2 separate regions of the Homo sapiens genome follow, and region 1 is linked to region 2. Evidence: chromatin contacts called from ENCODE Hi-C or POLR2A ChIA-PET data. All regions are on one chromosome and are shown on one strand. The core of a region is the stretch at or near the end of the contact, and the rest is flanking DNA. Distances in the headings are between cores, read along the strand shown.

Region 1 (7,848 bases), core at 1,710-4,209, 590 kb after region 2:
GAGTTCCTACTGTGTGCCCCGCCTCACAGAAAGTGATAAAAATTTTATTTTAGAAATATATTTAAGGTTTAAAGAGAGCCAGTTTAAGGTAAAATGTTTAAGCAAATAACAGTATAGGTGCATGCAGATGTGACACAAATGATAAAGGTGGGACGTGAAGGAAACACAGGGGCGTGGCTCTTACTCTCTATTTGTGTGTGTGCATGTCCCGTGGCGAGTCACGTGTCCTGTGGGGCCTTCACTCCACTCAGCTGTCAAAGGAAGGCATTGAGAAGAGGCATTCCTGGGACCCTCCCGGTTCTGAGGCCCTAACAAGCTCAAGTCCCCAGACCGTGAGCCCTATGTCATTTGTCAAGTGACCACTGGAGGGCGTGAGTCACACAAATTCCAGCAGCTCCGAAGCTGAGGTCTTCCCCGGTTTCCACCACCTTGCCTGACTCGGAGATGACGGAAGTGAAGTGAAGGGATTTTTACTGGAAACGCCCGGTGGTCACTCCAGGATGGACAGGCCCAGGGTGGACCAGGAAGGTGGACAAGCTTTGCTGAGTCCCTGGAGTGTGACTCAAGCTGGCTGGTGCAGGCCTGGCACTTTGCTGCTGTTTCTTTTAAAAGCCTCGTTTCTTGTCAAGCCTCCCCAGAACACCCTCCCTTCCCTGCCCTCCCGTTTTGCTTCCTGGGTGCCCGTCCTTCTAGGCGGAGAAACAACAAACAGAGTGGCACCTGGGGTAGTCCCAGGGTGTGATGGTTCAAGGGGCAAGATTCAGGGGCAAGTAGTGTATCTGGGAAGTGCAGGGGACATCAGGAGGGGAATGAGGAAGTGAGACAGAGAAAGGGAGGCAGCTGGTAAAAGTACTATAGGGCAGCTTTCACGATTTGCAACCAGACTCAGCCCCACCAGGGAACTTGAAAAATGGTGCAGAAAACAGGGCTTCAAATGATCCCATCCAAGGGGCCAGGGGCTGGGCTACTGACCCAGCAGTTCCAGAGCATCACTCATTGAGGCTGCTCCCAGGGAGGTTAAATTCCCAAGGCCTGCTGTGGGCAGAGCAGCCTTCCTTGGTTCTGGGAAAGCCCTCTAGAATTCACAAAGTGCACTGGAATGAGACGAAGACAGACGTCACTGCTACAGGGGGTTTAGAATTGGGTCAAATGGAGGAAGAGAGGTACCTCCTCCCCAGGTACAGCCTCTGAGGGTGCTGGATGCTGATCCAAGAAGTTCTAAATGCCAAGAGCTTCAGCTAAGCCCACCCTCTTGTATCCTTCCCTAAGAAGCGCTGCATCTTTGGTTAGGCCACATAAGCCCTCCGGGCCTCCCTTTCCTCAGTTAAGGGTCTCTGAGGCCTTTCCAGCTGTGGTATCTGGGCTTTCTGAGTCTCCCCACCTCATACATATCTGGTCTTTGATGCTCTTGGAAAAGTTATCTTCCCCACCAGAGTGCCCCTGAAAGGCAGAATGTAGCAACGACTGGCAACTTCTGCAGAGCCTGACCACTGTGTGCACAGAGATGTCTGGAGCATCGCTCTCTACGAGAGCCAGAAACAACCCAAGTGATCAGCATAGAGAAAGGCACACCAGGCCAGCTTTATAGTGTACCATTACGTGGCCAAAAAAAAAGTGTATTAAGAATTTTTTGGCCAGGTGTGGTAGCTCATGCCTGTAAATTCTAGCATTTTGGGAGGCTAAGATGGGAGGATTGCTTGAGCCCAGGAGTTTGAGACCAGCCTTGCCAACATGGCAAAACCCTGTCTGTACAAAAAATACAAAAATTACAAAAATTAGCCAAGTGTGGTGGTGAACACCTGCAGTCCCAGCTACTCGAGAGGCTGGGGTGGGAGGATCGCTTGAGACCAGGAGGTCGATGCTGCAGTGAGCTGTGATTGTACCATTGCACCCCAGCCTGGGCAACAAAGTGAGACCCTGTTTCAAAAAAAAGGATTTATTTAGCTGGGCATCGTGACAAGCACCTGTAGACCTAGCTACTAACTGAGGTGGGAGGATCACTTGAGCTGAGGAATTAAGAGACCGCAGTGAGCTATGATTGCACCATTGCACTCTCCAGCCTAGGCAACAGTGAGACTCTGATCTCTTAAAAAAAAAAAAAAAGAGTCTTTATGATAAGAAATAATGTTCATGATATCAGTAGAAAAATGATAACCCCTAACATGTAAAATAAAGACAGAAAAAATGTGAGAAAAAAATACTAAAATATTAAAAAGTGGTAGAATTATGGGCAATAGTTATCTTTTCTTTACCCTTCTCTGTATTTGCTATCTGTGCATATGTTAGTTTTATAATATAAAAAGTGACTCCTTACTTTTTGAAATACTATCTCAGACGTGTGGCTGTGCCAGTAATTCACCTTTCCCAAAGGAAAAGAGCCTCTAGCACCCATTTTCATTACAGGAGGCACAGAGAGGGCGGCTGCCCACGCCCCTGGCTGTTCTGCAGGAGTTACACCGGTTTTCTGAGCATCGTCCGTGAGTTTTCCAAGCTGGGCCCTGGGGATCCAGTGGTGAGTGATGGCAGACAAGCTGGCTGTCTCTCTCCCTCCCCACTCTGCTGCCAATAGAGATGGCAAGATGAGTCCCAGAGCCTGTTGGAGGCGGTGCATTTGGGGGACAGGGGCTGCCTCCTTAAAAACAGAGTGGAAACCAGGGGGACAGGCCAAGTGCATCGAAATGCTAGGACGGTTGGCCAAAGCTGAGCGGCTCACTCTTGAAACAGAGGTGGGGTCTGGCTCTTGGTGGGTGAAGGAAGAATTGGAGGAAGGGAGGAAGGGTAATTCCTCCAGCAATTTGAGTGGGAGGCTGTGGGGGGCAAGCTATTAATAACGGCAGAGGCCACTGTCAGGCAGACTCAGGGACAAGTCTCAGGCCTGCCACCTAAATTCATCTGTGGGCATTGGAGAGGTTACTTTTGGTTTCAGTTTGCTTATCTGTAAAGTGTGGATAATCACAGAGTCCCCACCTCCTCAAGCCTTGGGGAGGAGTAGCGAGAGGATGTACGCAGCACCTGCCCTGCAGTTCAGCTTGAGCACGCTCCTATCTTGCCAGAGCCGGAGCGTAGCTGTAGCTTTAGCAGAGCAGCAGCACCGAGCTGGCTGGCTCTGCCTACTGCTATTCTCCCAGCACCTGGCACATGCTGGAGCTCAAGAAACAATGCCCAGCTGACTGCCAGGGCCTTTTTAATGTGTTATCTCATGCATTCCACACCACCACACTGTGAGGTGAGCTGTGTCAACCCTATTTTACAGATGACAAAATTGAGGCTTAGGAAGATTAAAGAATTTTTCCCAAGATCATACAGCTAAAGCTGCAGAACCAAGATTCAGGTCCATTTGATTCCAAATGCTTCTGGGAGGAGCATCTTAGGGACACCACCGGTCTGAGGCTCAAGGCAGCCCTCTCTCACCCAAGACCAAGCTCTTGTAGACAACAACTGTTTAAAGGGCAAAGACAGCTCCTGGGGAAGAGGCAGGAAAATCAATGAAATGATCTGTGATGCTGTCAGGGCCCTGGAGGAAGGACTGAGCAATGCAGGAGTTCCCCAGGGGCTCCCGGGAGGGCCCAAGAGGCCAGGTGGGGGCGGGGTTGGGCAGGGAAGCCTGGGGGAGTACTCTCAGAGGAGGTGACAGTCCCCAACAGGAGGAAAGGCTGTCCTCCTGCTGAGCTTACAAGGGAAGCTCCCATGCCGGAAGGAAGAACCTTGAACTTCTGCTTCCAATACCTGTGTCTAGCCTGTCTCATCCTGGCCTGCATTTCAGAGCTCCCCCCAACTCCAGGAGCTCTCTAGTAAGCCATGCCTTTGCACACACTGTTCCCTGTTGCTGGAATGTCCTTCCCGACAGCTCCCTAGCCCACCCTTGCCCTGACTCGAATCCCCTTCAGACTCTGCTTTACTTCATGGCATTGTTGCCTCTAGGGGCTCCCCTGACCCTCCATCCTCAAGCCCCTTGGGGTTCCCCAAATCCCTTAGGCTCCCCTCTCCTCAACACTGATCCCACTGTTTTAATTGTGGTCTCACTGCTCTGTCTCTTTTACTAGACACAAGCTTCCCAAGGCCAAGGTCATGTCTCACATCTCTGCAGCACCAGCAGCATGCTTGGCCCAGACTAGGTGCTCAGTGGATTTTGTTTTGTTGAGATAAAAAGTCACGTGCCATTAAATTCCCCCATTTAAAGAGTATAATTCAGTGGTTTTTAGTATATTCACAAAGTTATGAAACTATCACCACTATCTAATTCCAGAACGTTTTTGTCACCCCAAATAGAAACCCTGTACCCATTAACAGTCACTCCCTATTTCTTACCCCCAACTCTTAGAAACCACTAAATCTACTTTTTTTTCACTATAGATTTGCTTATTTTGGATGTTTTATACAAATGGAATCATATAATATTTGGCCCTTTGTGTCTAGCTTGTTTCACTTATAATGTTTTTGGGGTTCATTCACGTGGCATGTTTAAGTTCTTCATTCTTTTTATGGCTTAGTAATATTCCACTGTATGGATATACCACATTTTATGCATCCATTCATCAATTGATGGCCATTTGGGTTGTTTCTATTTTTTGGTCACTGTGAATATTGCTGTCCAAATATAAATGTTTGAGTACAGGTTTTTGTGTGAACATGTACTTTCAATTATCTTGGAATAGAATTGTTGGGTCATAGGGAAACTTTATGTTCAACTTTTTTGGGGTACTGCCAGACTATTTTCTGAAGTGGCTGCTGCACCATTTTATATCACTACCAGCATAGGAAGAGGGTCCCAATCAGTCCACATCCTTGACAACACCAGTAATGGGCTTTCTTTTTTGTGTCATATAGCTTCTAGTGGATGTGAAGTAGCCAATGGACCATTGACGAATGAGTGAGTGACAAACGGATGGATGGATGGATGGATGGATGGATGGATGGATGGACATATGGGAGTAGATACCTGACCCTGAGTTCTGAGCTCTGATTTTGGTGGGACAGCCTGCTTCCCTGAGGACCTGCATCAAGTAGAGACATAGCAACCTGCAGCCTGCCCCTGACCATCGTGGTTCCAGATGTCCAATCTGCCTTCGTCCTCGGTGGCTCTTAAGCACACAGGTGACCTGGATTCCCCTAAGCCTGTGGAAGGCCCTGGAGGGGGCCCCATTCTGGGTGACACAAGTTTTATTACTCATCAGTTTCAGTTTCTTCTTCTGTGAAATGGAAGGAGAAAGAGAAAAGTCACACAAGTTTCTGCAGAGGGTGTGGCACATAGCAGGTCCACAATAAATAGGAGTTTCGTTTTTCCAGTCTGTTTCTCATCCAGTGTGTATATAAATGCCACTCCACTAATTATCTACTGGAAAAGAGCTTGAGAAGTGGGGCAGTGGAAAGGAGGGGGGACGGGGAAAGCCAGGCAAGAGATTTACATATGGCAGGAAGCTGCAGCAGGTCATCGAGGGAGTGGGAGTCACAGAGCAACCCTGGGAGGATTGTCACAGGCTTCGGAAGAGGATATCCTCCCAGCCATTTGCATACCCAAGCACCACTCTTACTGTCAGGAAGACCTGAGCCTCCTATTTAGGCCTTTGGATGGGTGTGGAGAGAGGGCAGCATCTAACTAGTGCTGATCTGAGATCAACTGCAGGTCCCCAGGCAAACCCCACAGAAGGGTGAATCAGATTCCAAGGCCAGTGAATTTTATCCATTGTGCCAACCTTCATAGACAAGGAATGGCTGCTCAGAGCCTTGCAGTGAGATCAATGTTAAAGTTCTGTAGTTTTAAGGCTCAGTAGGAAAAAGTAGCCACCCGCATCTGCCCTGGGCAGATGACCAATGACCTGTATTTACTGCCCCTGTTCTAGACCAGTACAAGATTAGCTGTCTGTTGGGTAGTTTCCATGTAAATAGTTTGTTACCTGGGGCAGTTGAAAGGTCAGGAGGAAAAGAAGAGGGGATTAAAATAAATTGCTGGAACGGGGGACTGGCGGCGGCAGTGGTGCTCACTTGAGGCTCCAGCCTGCAGTGAGCATTGAGCACTTAATTTATGGAGTGCTCAGCTGAGGTTGCCACTAGCTGCTTACGAGAGGCCAGCAGCGCCGTGAGCCAGGCCCACTTAGGGAAGATTCTTGGCTCATCCATGTGACTCACCTTCCTCATACGTAACATGGGGACAATGGGGATATATGTCACAGGGCTGCTGTTTATCTTGCCGGATGATCTAATGCACATGGATGAAGAAGGGAATGTGGGAAATACATGCTCTCAGTCTTAACAGAAGGGAAAACTGAAGCCCGCAGTGGGTTGGAAGAGGTGGAGAAAATGCAAGAAACACAGACAGCTTTGTGATTGCAACTTTGTTCCAGGTCCTGGTTGTGTCTTTAATTCCATATTAATTGTTTTGTCTTTAGTACTTAACTCCTATCTGGAAGAACTCCTCATTAGCCCATCTGCCCTGGCATGGCCCACTTCTGAGGGGTTTCCTTGGCCTGTTTCCCTGATGTGTATCATGTGACCCCTCCAGTTGCCTGGACAAGGGTGGGCATGTCACCAGGGAGCAGCCAGTGGCCTCAGAGGTACCCTGATGGACCTCAGGCCCTGCAGGTTTGAACTGGAGACAGAAGAGTGGTGATTGATAGCAGAGTTGGTATCCAAAAGCCCCCCAGAGAGATGACGGATGGAGCTGCAGGCAGAAGAAGCCTGCAGTGGGGAGTACAGGGCAGGTTGCTGCAGGAGGAGCAGGGAGTGAGGGGTTGAGCTCCAGACCAGGACGCCACAGGCAGGCAGGGTGGAGAGAACCCAGGCCCTGGAGAGAACTGCCTTCAGGGTCCCAAAGTCTCCCCAGGCTGCATGATTCCCGCCATGTGGCCCAGCTTCCTTATTGCCCAGAGTTTTACCGTAACCTCTTGCTCTCTGGAAGAACCTGTTCAGGGAACTTGCATTTTTGCAGCTCCATGACAGAGTCTGGCACAGGTACTATTGGTTAATTGAGGAAGTCTGCTATTTTATGGCACAAATGAGAGCCAGCAGTTTGCAGGCATTGAGGAAGGAGAGGCGTATGGACTATGATAAGGGACGACCCTGGAAAGCACCCTGATACGGCATTGGCTAGGGTTCTGAGGAAGCTAATAACTTTGCCGAATTTTGTTGGAAAGGCAATCAACCTTTTTACAGCCCTATTAATGACTTTATCAAATCACTGCTTTTATGATCTCTTGGTGAACCCATCAATCCACGTAGAACATGAAGACTCTTGGGTTTTCTCTCCATGAGGCGAGAGAGGTTGAACCACTCGCATAACGTTATGTGGCAGTTACTGTCTAACTCAGGGAATCCTTCAGGAAGATCCTCAGCTCCCCTGCTACCTTCCACATACCCAAGCTGCTGTCTGTCTGAATATGCTTTTCCCCATGTAACTCAGAGTGTCGGGAGGATGGGGGAGGATTCCCAGAACAAGTGGCACCTAAACAGGGTTTGGTTTGTTTTTGTTTTTGTTTTAAGACAGCGTCTCACTCTGTTGCCCAGGCTGGAGTACAGTAGTGTGGTCACAGCTCACTGCAGCCTCGACCTCCTGGGCTCAAGTGATCCTCCTGCCTCGGCCTCCTGAGTAGCTAGGACTACAGGTGCATGCCAAAACCTGGCTAACTTTTTTTTTTTTTTTGGTAGAGATGGGATCTAGATTTGTTGCCCAGGATGATCTCAAACTCCTGGGCTCAAGAGATCCACCTACCTCAGCATCCCAAAGTGCTGGGATTACAAGTGTGAGCCACGGCACCTGGCCTGAGCATCTTTTTACATGCTTGTAAAAAGCATGTAAAATGTCTTTATCTTCATTGGTGAAGGGTCTATTCAAACCTTTGCTCAATCTTTAAA
Region 2 (7,039 bases), core at 1,845-4,344:
TTGTGAGTTTCCTGGCCAGAGTTGGCCCTGTCGGGGTAAGCTCCTAAATCTGGTGACCATTTCTATCTGATTCTGTTTGGTTTGTGTTTCATCCAGAATAGTACCTTACATAAGCACTTACATCCGATTTTTGAAACAGATTTCTTGGCAAATATTGGGTATGGTTAAGAGAATACATTCGGTGTCATGCCATGCACAAGACAGCTACATTTCCTGGCCTCTATGGCAATCAGGTTGGGACCAGGTTGACAAGGTTCTGGCCATTTGACAGAGGTGGATGTGATATACGCCACTTACAAACCTGTTCCCAAAATGTCCCACACTATGTTCCACACTCTTTCTTTACTAGTTGGGCAATCAGATAGAAAAGATCTAGGAGAGAACTTCAAGAAGGCTCTGGGGAGTTATGGAGCTACAAGATAGAAAGAGCCTGGATCCCTGAGTCACAGCTAGGAGGAGATTGCCCAAGAGAGCTGCCCAACTCATATTCACTGTGAGGTGAGGGAGAAATGAATCCTTGTTGCATTAAGCCACAGAGATTTGGGGGGTTCTTTGCTATAGTAGCTAGTGTTAATTAACCTAATACATTTTTAAATTTCTTAGAATATAATAATGGCTACATAAATGTTGATTTTTATAGCTTATTGTTCTATCCACTAATATTTATTGTGTCTTACAGGTAATATTGTATGTTTCCCACAACACCTTAGGTGGGTGCCCAGGCCTTGCTCTCTCTCACCAGAAGGCCTTTATCGATGTTGTTTTCTCTGGCTTACCTGTTCCTTCTTCCCCTCTCCACATAGTCAACACTACTTATCATTAAGGTCAAAGCTCAGGCGTGCTCCTACTCATCAAAACCCTCCCTAGCTCCCTAGACTAGATCAGTGTTCCCTATTACATGATCTCATAAATCCCTAAACATCTCCTATGGGGTACTTATGACAGTTTGTCATTGCATGACTATGTAATTCTTTGGTGAGCATCTCTCTTCCTCAACATAGAATAAGCACCAAGACTGCAGGGGCCATCTTATCCGATTCGCTGTGATATTCCCTGGGCCTAGCCCGATGCCTGGCTACAAGATGTGCTCAAAACGTATTTGACTGTACGGGTGTATCTGCACAGGATGGGCCTCACAGGCTTTCTGCCTCTTAGTGAGGTCAACTGTCAGTGTTAAATCTGGTCTTTATCTTCACAAGTTTAGAAACTTAATTTTTCATGGAAGCCCAGCACCTGGAACATGATTCCTGATAACTACACTTAGGGGATATCTACTTCCTGACTGTGAGGTCCCTGGGAAAGTAAGTTAGTGAGCATTCAGAGCACATTTGATGACTAAAGAAAGAGGATGGTTTTGAGAGGAATTCACTTCTCTTAGGCTGGAAAATTAACCTTGCTTTCTTAAAGAGTGCATGTTTCTTCTAGACATAGCTTTTTTCTCCCACCATTAGATCCATTAAAATCATGCTTAGTAAGGCCGTGGCATATAATAAGAGCTCAGTAAATATCTGAATACATATCTGTGGGTCTCACTGGTTGAATGACTGACAAATGGTCTTATGCTTTGGCTCTCCATTTCTAGACCCCATGTAGTGATTGCCTTTTGTTACAGCATCACTTGTCCCTGGATTTCTACCATAGAAGTTTGAGAAGAACTAGTGAATGTGAGCCAGACCTACAAGATCATAAATTCCTTGCAGTTAAGAATCATCATCAAAGAGAAAAAGAAAATCATTATCATCATCATCAGAGCCAACACTTTTCATGTACTTATCCAAACCAGGCACTGTGCTGAGCCCTTTACAACTGTCATCTCATTAATCCTTATAACAATCATGTGAGTAGTGTCCCTGTTTATTTTTAATTTATTTTTGCTTTTTGGTTTGTTTTTAGAGACAGTCTCATTCTGTCACCTAGGCTGGAGGGCATTGCCACAATCACAGCACATTGCAGCCTCAAACTCCTGGGCTCAAGTGATCATCCGGCCTCAACCCACACCCCACCCAAGCAGGACTGTAGGCCTGAGCCATCATACCCAGCTAATTTTTTTTGTTTTTTGAGACAGGGTCTCACTCTGTCACCCAGGCTGGAGTGCAGTGGTGTGATCTCAGCTCACTGCCTCCTGGAACTCCCAGGCTCAGGTGATCCTCCCACCTCGGACTTCCAGGTAGCTAGGACTACAGGTGCACACCACCACATCTGGCTAATTTTTTGTAGAGATGGGGTTTTGCCATGTTGCCCTGGCTGGTCTCAAATTCCTGGACTCCAGCAATCTGCCCACCTCAGCTTCCCAAAGTGCTGGGATTACAGGCATGAGTCACCGCACCCAGCCCCTCACAGTTAATTTTTAAATTTAGTAGTTCTCTTTTACAGATGAGGAAATGAAACTCAGTCATGATAAAGGAACAGGTGAAAGGTCACCCAGCTAGTGAGTGGCAGAGACAAGACTTGAACTCAAGCCTGTCTCACTATGGAGCCTGTATTCTCATGCACTGTGTATAGTGCATTCCAGACTGTATTCATCTTGGTATCCCTATAGCACCTGAAAATCAGCATTATACTATGCCTTCCAAACATGTGTATATAGTCAATTATTGGTTGCAAGCAGCAGAAAACAACTCTGATTATTGTAAACAGAAAAGAGATTACAAGGCCACTTTGAATTTATAAGAAGCAACAAACAGATTATAAAAATGAAGATAGGGACAGGGTGTACAGTATAGTGACTATGACTAATAAAAATGTACTGTATATTTTAAATTTGCCTTCACGCACATGCACACATGTACACACAGAAAGGTAACTATATGGGCAAAAAAAAAAAAAAAAAAAAAAGATACAGAGGCCCAAGAAGCAGAATACAAGATAATCATCTTTGAGCAGGAACAATCCTACCAGGATGCCTTGGCCAAATCCTTCCAGTGCACATGGATTCTAACTTTCCATTCATCTTTGCCTCACACCACACATTTATTCCAAATATAAAGTCTAGGGTGACAGCATCTGATTGGCCAGCCCTTCATTTGCCTTTGTGCTAACTAAAAGCGTGTTGGGGAAGAGGTTAGTCTCTAGACCTTCCTACTTCCCTAGAGGGAGGCGTAGCTTGCTGTGACTGACGCAGTGGGAATTTCCCCCAGATAGAGGGAAGGCATAGATGCTAGGCTGCCACAAACATTGACAAATGTCCACCACAACAGGTGTGCATTAACTCAGGCCTACCACAATCCCTGAATTGCAATTTATGTCACATTTTAGTCCCCTTGCTGATACTAGAGAAACCCCAGAAGCATGATTACAAGTCATCATTTAGCATAGTTTAAGCACGTGATTCATTTTCATTTTTATTTTAGAAGGTGGCATTTTCTGACCCACCTTGGAGATGCGCCCTTTGAGGAGCCTGCAGCCTCCTGCACCTGAAGAAAGTGGCCCACTCATGAAAACGCCCAGGCTCCCAGTTGGGGAGAACCATCTCCACCAGAGGGGGATCCAGATCCAGTGGAGAAGAATTTTTTTTATTGTTTTTAGATAAACTGTCTTCAAATAGTGCAGCACGGGCACTTCCTGCCTCGATGGAAATTCAGCACACTTCCTGCTGCTCACCTGCCCCATCTGTGTTTATCTTCTGCCTCAATCATGTGAAGGCCAAATGGGTGGCATGAGTGCAACTGGGCCAGCTGTGGCTGGGGGCAGCAACAGCTCCATGTTTTGAGGCCAGATGGAGGCTGCTTTGGTCTAGGAGGTGGAGGGGAGCCAGTGGCTGCTTCAGGCCTCCCTGTGTGGAGTGCTTGGAGCTGGAAGTAGAAGCAGGGCCCAACTGGGGGCTCCATTGGATGAAGCACACCATCCCATCCAAAAGCCTGCTCCCAATGTCCTCACTGAGCTCTCTTTGTTTCTTTCTGTTTCTTCTATATGTATACATATCAAATATGTGTGTGTGTGTGTGTCTATGTATGTGTGTGAAACAGAAAGAAGCAAAGAGTCCTTTGCACTTTATCAAAGGTACTCTACTAATTCCTTTACACTTTTATCAAAGATATTCACTTGTCAGGGACACTAGAGCAGTGTCCAGGCTGCATGTAACATCAGCTGGGAAGCTTTTATAAATTAAAACAACTATAAAATAGTTGCAGGCATTTTCAAGTTTTTATTAAGCCTCATAAAAACTTGAAAATGTCTATAAGACACCTACACTACAGGTCTCCATGGCTCTCTGCAAAACATGACCAAGCTCAAAAAGACACACAAGGTTAGAAGACACCACAGATTTGGCAACAGCCCATGATCCTTGGGTTTATCTCCCCTCAGAGTGGCTCCTTAAAGTGACACTGGCACTTTTCTGAAACGCTTTCCTGCAGGTTCTTGAGCACACTCTAATGGAAGCTCTCTCTCAGAATTATGCACATGAGAGTGTCATTGTAGAATGCTTTTTAGCATATCCACCACAGGTATAATGAAACACAGGCTACATACTGATAAAATGGAAGGACCAAATGAAACAAGCCTATTCATACACATTTCTGTGTCTCTTTGCATCTGTGGTTTTCAGACTTTAGTGTGCATCAGAATCGCCCAGAGGACTTGTTAAAACACAGATTGCTAGGCCGCACCCCAGAGTTTCAGATTCAGTAGGTCTGAGATGAGGCCCCAGGAGCTGCAGCAAGTAAAACGGGCAGCAACAGCTACTGCGTCACCTGAGGCCCATTTGCGACAGTCTCTGCTCTGTGTGATAAAAAAGATCACATTTTCCTTTCCTCTAGGTCTGATGTGAGGCTGGCTTGTTTTACATTGGGCATCTCTGAGAAAGTATCAGGAAAAAGGCAGACAAAGCAGAAGTGCCTGAAATGATATTTATTAATTTGGATTCTGAGTAGCTAAATTGAAACTTGATTGTGCCCTTACCCCTAGCTCCTCCTGGGCCTGGAGCAAGGACAGGCTACGTCTGAGGCAGCAGGCATTGGAAGGAGTAGGATCGGGTTAGGGCTAGTTTTAGGGCAAATGAGGTACCTCCATCCTTACCGTCCAGCTATGTAGTAACAAATTAGCCTCTTCTAGATGGTCTGAAGTCTATTATATAAAGTTTGGCTTGTATAAGTGTTTCTAAAAGTGTTTTAACATGAAAAATTTTAAACACATGGAAACTTACGAAGAATAGTACAATGAACACCTATATATACCCAGGAACAAAATTCAATTATTATTAAAATTTTGCTTCTTGTTTCTTGGCTCACTACAACCTCTGCATCCCAGGTTCAAGTGATTCTTGTGCCTCGAGCCTCCCGAATAGCTGAGATCATGGGCATGCACCACCACAACCCTGCTAATTTTTGTAATTTTTTAATAGAGACAGGGTTTCTCCATGTTGGCTAAGCTGGTCTCAAACCCCTGGCCTCAAATGATCCACCCACCTCAGCCTCCCAAAGTGCTGGGGTTACAGGCGTGAGCCACTGCGCCTGGCCCATTTGTTTCATTTATATATATGATCTATATTTTTTGCTGACATCATCTCCAAAAAAGTAAGGACATCTGCACAGTCACAATGTCATTATCACCTAAACATTAACAGTATTCCCCAATATTGCCTTATATCATCTCTTCCTTTTATCCCCAAAATGTTTTATGGATATTGTTTCTTTGAGTCACACACAGAACCTAGGCAAGGTCAGGGCCAGGGTGATATGGGTTAAAAGGACTCCAGAAAACTCAGTAATCAAGAGTAATAATATTGTAATGCAATATTTCAAAAAGTCCAATTGGCTAACTACAGCCCATAGGCCAGCTGCGTGTTTTTGCAGGAAAAGTTTTATGGGGCTGGGATTAGCATGAGATAAGTGAGGCAGGGTTGTACAAATGTAGGCTCTCTTTTTTTTTTTTTTTTTTTTGGAAACAGAGTGTCACTTTATTGCCCAGGCTGAAGTGCAGTGGCATGATCTCAGCTCACTGCAATCTCCACCTCCTGAGTTCAAGCGATTCTCCTGCCTCAGCCTCCCGAGTAGCAGGGAATATAAGGCATGTGTCACCATGTCCGGCTAATTTTTGTAGTTTTAGTAGAGATGGAGTTTCACTATGTTGGCCAGGCTGGTCTCGAACTCCTGACCTCAGGAGTGTACATGCACTACACAACATAGGTCCAGACAAGAAAAACTAATAACTGGCAGAAGTATGGGGTGAAAAAATAAATTAATATTTCTAGATATTGAAACACCTCTTTCAAAAACTATATTTCACATAGGCAAAAAGTTAAGCAAAGATGAAGAACATTTGAATAAGCCTGATCTAATAAGCATAAATAGAATTGATCACTCATAAGAACTACATTTTTTTAAGTACATGTGAAACATTCACAAAAATTGACCTGGGTGCAGTTGCTCACGCCTGTAATCCCAGCACTTTGGGAGGCTGAGGTGGGTGGATCAACTGAGGTCAGGAGTTCGAGACCAGCCTGACCAACATGGTGAAATGCCGCCTCTACTAAAAATACAAAATTAGTTGGGCATGGTGGTGCATGCCTGTAATCCCAGCTACTTGGGAGGTTGAGGCAGAAGAATCGCTTGAACCTGGGAGGCGGAGGTTGTAGTGAGCTGAGATGGTGCCATTGCAGTCCCACTTGGGCAACAAGCAAAACTCTGTCTCAAAAATTAATAATAATAAAATTGACCTGAACTAGACAACAGAGAAAACCTCAAGGAGATCCAAAAAGTTCATATCATGTAGACTTTCTCTAACTATAATGTAATAAAATTAAAAATGAATTTTGAAAATTCCCTTTAAAAGTTCCATGTAATTGTAAACTAAAACGTGTGTCTAAAAAAAGTTTACATAAAGAAGAAATCATAAGGAAAATTATTAAATATTTAGAACTAAACAAAAATGAAAGCACTTTGTGTCTTTCTAATGCTGTAATTAGAAGGGAATTTGTAGGTATAGATACATTAATTTAAAAACTAGAAAGCTTTTCCTTTTCTTTAATGAGATAAGTGTTTAACTGAAAATTTAGAAACAAAACAATAGAGTTAGCCTAAAGAAACAAGATGGAAGGGAA

Evidence for each region. A loop is a pair of places that touch in the nucleus more often than their neighbours do. ChIA-PET counts read pairs that join two places held with the same protein, here RNA polymerase II (POLR2A). Pooled maps may share reads with other maps.
Region 1: a loop to region 2 is called in a map with no recorded cell type, with 14 times the contacts of the local background. The contact joins two enhancer-like sites. A Hi-C loop is called at or near these places in 2 of 37 single-sample maps with no recorded cell type and 5 of 50 pooled maps. POLR2A ChIA-PET finds 5 or more read pairs at or near these places in 1 of 52 experiments (OCI-LY7).

What each region holds. Positions count from the first base shown.
Region 1 is chr17:27,805,257-27,813,104 of GRCh38, forward strand. No RefSeq gene overlaps it. Among named protein-coding and RNA genes, the nearest start is that of NOS2, 8.7 kb to the left of the region's middle. RefSeq lists promoters at 1-3,561, 1-7,848, enhancers at 207-501, 229-1,276, 468-488, 2,823-2,942, 3,556-5,601 and 4 more and a silencer at 3,478-3,640. Within about 2 kb of position 2,960, at least 10 of the 41 ENCODE cell types and tissues checked have a DNase peak (open chromatin) inside an H3K27ac peak, as active enhancers do.
Region 2 is chr17:27,214,642-27,221,680 of GRCh38, forward strand. No RefSeq gene overlaps it. Among named protein-coding and RNA genes, the nearest start is that of MIR4522, 76 kb to the right of the region's middle. RefSeq lists enhancers at 3,040-3,389, 4,478-4,527. Within about 2 kb of position 3,095, at least 5 of the 41 ENCODE cell types and tissues checked have a DNase peak (open chromatin) inside an H3K27ac peak, as active enhancers do.